2 separate regions of the Homo sapiens genome follow, and region 2 is linked to region 1. The links are chromatin contacts, found by Hi-C or POLR2A ChIA-PET in ENCODE. All regions are on one chromosome and are shown on one strand. Each heading gives the region's core, a stretch centred on a gene start or an enhancer-like site at or near the end of the contact. The rest is flanking DNA. Distances are from core to core; before and after follow the strand shown. Region 1 has its middle 14 kb from the start of GPX3. Region 2 holds the start of TNIP1 (TNFAIP3 interacting protein 1).

The links. Hi-C counts contacts between places; a loop is a spot of excess contacts on that map. ChIA-PET counts read pairs that join two places held with the same protein, here RNA polymerase II (POLR2A). Pooled maps may share reads with other maps.
Region 2: a pooled map shows a loop between it and region 1 (2.0-fold over the local background). The contact joins the promoter of TNIP1 here to the enhancer-like site in region 1. A Hi-C loop is called at or near these places in 1 of 168 maps with a recorded cell type or tissue (gastrocnemius medialis) and 5 of 50 pooled maps. POLR2A ChIA-PET finds 5 or more read pairs at or near these places in 5 of 52 experiments (AG04450, H1, Panc1 and 2 more).

Annotation. Positions count from the first base shown.
Region 1 is chr5:151,004,914-151,007,717 of GRCh38, forward strand. No RefSeq gene overlaps it. Among named protein-coding and RNA genes, the nearest start is that of GPX3, 14 kb to the right of the region's middle. Within about 2 kb of position 1,303, at least 24 of the 41 ENCODE cell types and tissues checked have a DNase peak (open chromatin) inside an H3K27ac peak, as active enhancers do; they include gastrocnemius medialis, where a contact is called at or near this core.
Region 2 is chr5:151,079,705-151,082,466 of GRCh38, forward strand. It overlaps TNIP1 (TNFAIP3 interacting protein 1), which reads right to left and starts at 1,330. Exons shown (of 18, transcript NM_006058.5): 1 at 1,176-1,330. RefSeq lists cis regulatory regions at 842-1,630, 1,130-1,899, a silencer at 895-1,564 and enhancers at 1,440-2,150, 1,865-1,924.

The DNA.
Region 1 (2,804 bases), core at 53-2,552:
GGAAAGCTAAATCCATGCTAATTGTGATAAAGGGGAGGAGTTGGGACAAACATGAAGAGCAGAAGGGGTTAAATGGGGTTTTAGCATAGTTGTCAGGTTTTAATTTTATAAGAAAAATGTAATCATCTGTTACTTATGTGAATAAAAATTCTCAAAATATTTTTAAAAAGAAAGATTCAATGGGAAGAGGAAGCAATGGAATAGACAGGAATACATTCCTAGACTCTAGGTAGGACACTGTTACTGGGAACACTGGGAGAAGTTTCTGGAATGCAAGGTGGAAAAAGGATCCACTGCACTCAGCAACGCTGCAGAGACAGCAGCCAGCAGGATGAGTCCTGTGAGCTCAGCTGGTTGTCAACACCTTTCACTTACAGCCACTAGCTCCTGTGTCCTTGAAAAGTCGCCATGTCCCACCACTGCCCTTGAATGAGATGGAGACTTTCTGTTCTTTTTTGAGTTGTAAACATCCAAAAGCATTTCATCAATTTCTTGTATTTAGACATTCCCTTCCTTTCCCAGAAATTCCACAGTGATATTCTCAGTGTTCTCTTTCCAGTCCTTCAAGCTGTGTATGAAATCTACTTCTTCCCAGTCCAGCTCCAGCAAATACCTGCCTCCTCTCTTGTTCTCCATTCAAAAAACTTCCAATTTGAGGTCATTTTTAAGAGCATTACTGTGGTGGTGGCGGTGGTGGAGTTTATAGAATTTCTCATGGGACCCACAGCATGGATGTGGCTAACACTGACTGAGCACACAAAGGTGCAGGCACTGTGCTAACTTCATAGGAAGTATCTCGGTTAATCCTTTCAGCAACCCCAGTAGGTCAGTACTATTATAACCTCCAAGGTCTTTCTTTCACAGCTGGGACTTAGTGTGGCTGAGCGACCTAAGGAGGTAAGTGGCAGTAAGCTTGTGGTGGGTGACTCTGTGTTTGTCTCACTATGTGAGTTTGTCCTAAGTGATCAATAGGGGTGGGGACTGGACTAGAAACAAGGTCTCAGGTATGCAGGGGTGTTCAGTTTACCAAATGCCTTTATGACCATTAATTCATTTGATGTCACCACAGTGCTTTAATGACATGGGTCATTAGGGAAAATAATGAGATGAGTCAAGCTTTGTAATTCCCTTAAAGTGGTCAAGTCTGGGTTAAGGGCTTTTAGGGCACATTAACTCACTATGTCGTCTTGAGCAACTCTGCAAGGGGTGGGAGCAGAGGGGGCCCCCTTTGGCCCAGCTCTCTACAAATCATCTAGTTCCTAGCAGCCACTCCTCCTGGTCTGCAAATTCTTGGCGAGGCACCCTCCTGCTCTCCAAACCCACCCATTCCAGGCGATCCCTTAAGTGGCAGAGGAGCCAGGTTCCTGGGGTTAATAAGCAGGCTGTTTATAGCCAGCAGCAGTCACGGGACAGCCAGCTGGAAGGTCATGCCCCTTCTGAATGTTGAGGTTTCTCATAAACATTTCCCCAGTGAGCCTTCTGGGAGATGAGGATGACTCTGGGCCCATTGCCCTTGCTGGGGCAGAGCGCCAAGGCCCCATACTCACTTTCTTCTCCTTTCTCCCGAATCTGGCTCTCTTCCTCTTTCCTCCTTCCTCTCCTACTCTGCTGTCATTCCTTCCCTTTCTTCAGTGGAAAGAGGACACGTTTCACAGTAGACACACAGGATAACTCAACCTTCTGAGCCTCAGTTTCCTCCTGCGTAAATGGGGTAATAATGGGACCTTCATCTCAGGATGTAAGGGAAAGTGCTTAGCACTGTGTTAGGCACGCACAGTGGACATTTAAAACATATTGGTCATGTCTTTCCCCCTCCACCCTATCCTTTTGCCCTAATCCTGGCCACTGCCCTGTTTTCTTTCTATTTTCCTGCTCCAGCCCTGCTCCCATTTCCACCCTGGGCACTTCCACCCCACTGATTGTGCTGCTGCTGCCTGGGAGGGTAGACGAAGAAGCCAGGCTTCATTCAGAGGAGGGCTGACCACCGCAGGGCCCGCCTGGCCTTGGCACTTCCCCATGAGACCGCACCCTAGGCCTCTCTGCTTTTAGTAAATAGCCCATGGGAACAGGGGGTGGAGGGAGGATGTAGAATGGGAGAGGCCAAGACATTTTAACCTTTGGCTTCTATTTGCCCTTAATCTGGCTCTTCCAATGGCTTAATGATCAGAGATCATTGTGTAAATTGCTGTGTGACTTTGGGCAAGTCCCCTTCACTCTCTGAGCTTCAGTGAAGTGTGGGAAGGAAGTGAAGAGCAGAAGTTGGGTAGAAGTGCAGGTCCTGGAACCAGACCATCTCCACCACTTGCTAGCTTGGAGTACATAACTCCTCTGTGCCTCAGTTTCCTCAACTATAAAATGCAATTTATAGTATACCTAATTTATAAAAGCACTTTTAAAAGTGCTTAGAATAGCGCCTAGCCCATAGTTGGTACTAAATTAATCTCAGCTATTATATGCAAATGGAGAGGTAGAACAGGGGTATGTGTGCATGAGAGGAGAGCTGGACCTTCTCTGAGGGTATTCTAAAGTCCTGAAAACCCACATTCCTCCTTTTTGGATAAGAAGAAGACAGAACCTTGAACACAAAGTACTTCTCCCAAGGAGACCATAGGAAACTTGTCAAAGACTTTTAAAGCCAGATGGACCCCTTAGAGGTCATCTGGTCTAACTTGTCATGCTACAGTAAGAACAGGGTGGACCAGAGAGATTCGGACTTATCTGGGACCACAGAGCTTTTGACGAGTTATAGAATTGCAGGTGGTGCATTGCAGGGAAGGGAGGCACTTTAAGAGGACAGTGGGATG
Region 2 (2,762 bases), core at 80-2,579, 75 kb after region 1:
TCACTGCCTCAGTTTCTTCTGTTGCAAAACAGAGACCACCACGGGGATGCTGAGTTTGTACTAATATTCTACCCTCCTAATACAATTCTACCCTCCTTTGTCAAGGATTTTTTTAAAACATTCTGAGTCCCCTTTTCTGACCTCTCATCAGATGCCGAATTCCCCTCTATCACACCCCATTGTTTGGAAAATGAGTAAGTGCTGATTAAATCCCATTTTGACCGTACTGTGAGAAAAAAATGATGCATTAGGAATCTACACATTTCCCTGCACTGTCATTCTGCAAGGGGGTGGGGAAGGACGTTGCTGATTCTTCTGCATCATCCACAAAAGTCCCTCCCTCCCCCTACCAAAACACAATCTCTCACCCAGTCGCACAAAATTCCCATCTGCTCCTGTACGCACAATGAATGTACAATGCACACGTGCACACAAATGTCCTACAGTGGAAAGCTCAGCCTTCATACTCCATCCCCAGAAGCACTCCTGGAAACTCATCCATCCTGCACATGCACACAAATGCCTCCAACAATGTGCATACAAAATATGTTCAACAGAAATAGTATAGTAGGAACTCTGGAGCCAAATGCCTGAGTTCATATCTGACTTTGCAACTCACAGCTGTGTGACCTCAAGCTCCAAGTACCTCGGTTTCCTAAAGTATAAAATGGAGATAATAACAATATTAATGTTTAGGATGGAAGTGACAATTAAATGAGTCTAATACACGTACAGCGTTAAGATCAGCACTTGGAAAGCGCCCAATAAAAATTATTATTTTCCTCCTCGTGACATATGTACACTGCTTCCACAACTTGATACGAAAACTCCTGACGCCGCGTAGGCAACTCGTCTCCACAGGATAGACACCCAAAGGGCCGCAGCGCCGCCCGCACCCGGAGGGTCTGCGCTCTCTACAACCGCCCCACGCCGTTCCCAGGCGTGCTACCCCGCGCAGTGCGCACGCGCGCCCCCCACCAGGCCCAGCGCCAAGCAGGGAGTAGCGGCTCAGCCCGGCTTGGCCGCTGGCGGAGACGCCCCGGGACCCCGCGCGCCGGGCCTGGGTGCACAAGCCACCTTCCCCAGCTCGCTCCCCGCCGCCACCGAGGCTCTGGACGATCTGGGCCTGGCCTCCCTTCCTCCCCTCCATCCCCGCTCCGGGCCGGCCGGCTTACCCGAGGACGGGGAGCTTGGGGACACAGCGCCCCGCTTGCTGCGTCCAGCCCCGAATCCAGGGACGGGGCAGCGGCCCGGGCAAGGCTCCGGCCCCCCGTAGCACTCCTAGGGCTCCTGGACGGGGGCAGGGCACCCGGGCCGAGGACGAGGAAGTGCCGGGGGCCTGGCCGGGCCGCCCCACCCCTGGGAAAGTCCCCGGAGACTGGCAGGCCACTCGCCCAATCGCGCCGCGCGCTCCGGGCGGGCCCGCGGCCGCCTGGGGTGGGACCGAGCGAGGTAAACACCGGCTGCCTGCGGTTCCGGGGGCCCGCGGTGTCTCTCGTCCCTTCGGCGGCCTTCCCCTCTAGGAGCGACTTCCCTGGGGCCACCGTCCCGGGCCTGCGCGGCGCCTTGCCGCACTCCCAGCGCCGGAAGCCCCTGTCGAAGGCCTGGGGCCACCTTGAAAGCCGGAATTTCAGAGCGGAGGCGAGCCACAGAGACCACCCAGCCCCTTCCTTGTGCCGAGGGGAACACAGGCCAGAACAGGGAGGGGACCTGCCAAAAGGCACGTAAGCATTTGGCCCTAAGCCAGAGCTGGAGCTCAGGCCCCCAGAGTTCCGTCCAGGGCACTCCAGGACTCTTCTTAACAAAGCTATAGAAATTCCGAGCTGAAAAGACCCATAAAGACTCTACCGCGAACATTTTTTGCTCCAGACATTGTAAAGGATTCCCAGACATCGTAAACGCTTTGCTCCAGACATTGTAGATGCTTTGCGTGCATTATTTTCTTCGCACAATCACGCTAGGGAGGTGGGTTTTACTACCTTTTCTTAAATAATATTTGAGTCACAAAAAGGTTAGATGACCTCAGTAAGGGGCTGAATCAAGATTCAAACCCGGGTGGGCAAATCCAGAGGCCGCCTTCCACCCTACCTACTTATATGTGGGCTAGATAATCCCAACAGACTGGGATTTCCTAGACCGGTAAGGAACATAAACTTGCTTTAAGGGTAGGAAAGCTTTTTAAAAGCTTATCCTTTTATTTTTAAAAAGAAAGAAAGCTAAATTTTAATTCCAAAAAGTGGAAGGTCTAACCTTGGAATAAAGAACAGCTCTTTAAACTAAATATAGCTTTATGAAAAACCTATTGCAAAAGACCCATTTCACTGGTACTGTTGAAAACTTAGTCATTGACAGGCCCTCATCCTCAAAAAGAATTAGGGGAAAGGATTTGGGGAACTGTTTAATACACACCCTCATTTTACAGAAGAGAGACCCATCAATCAACTGTGACTTCGCAATAATACACACACAGATACTTGCCCAAATTATATACCTAATCTGGGGATTCTCCTATAAGGCTTTGTAACCTCCTAGGGTTCCTTCAGTTAATTCAACGGTGTTATCAGATCTTCAAAACGATATTCATTCTAGTTTAATTATGAAAAGAATTACACTTATGCCTTGATTCAGAAGGGAGGGAGGGAGGAAGCGATGCAAACTCCAAAGCACCACTGAGTCTCACCACTGGGGGATCCTACAGAGAAACTGGGAATCCTGGCCCTGGTTTACATAGCAGCTCCCAGGCATCGTCTCCACCCATCAGG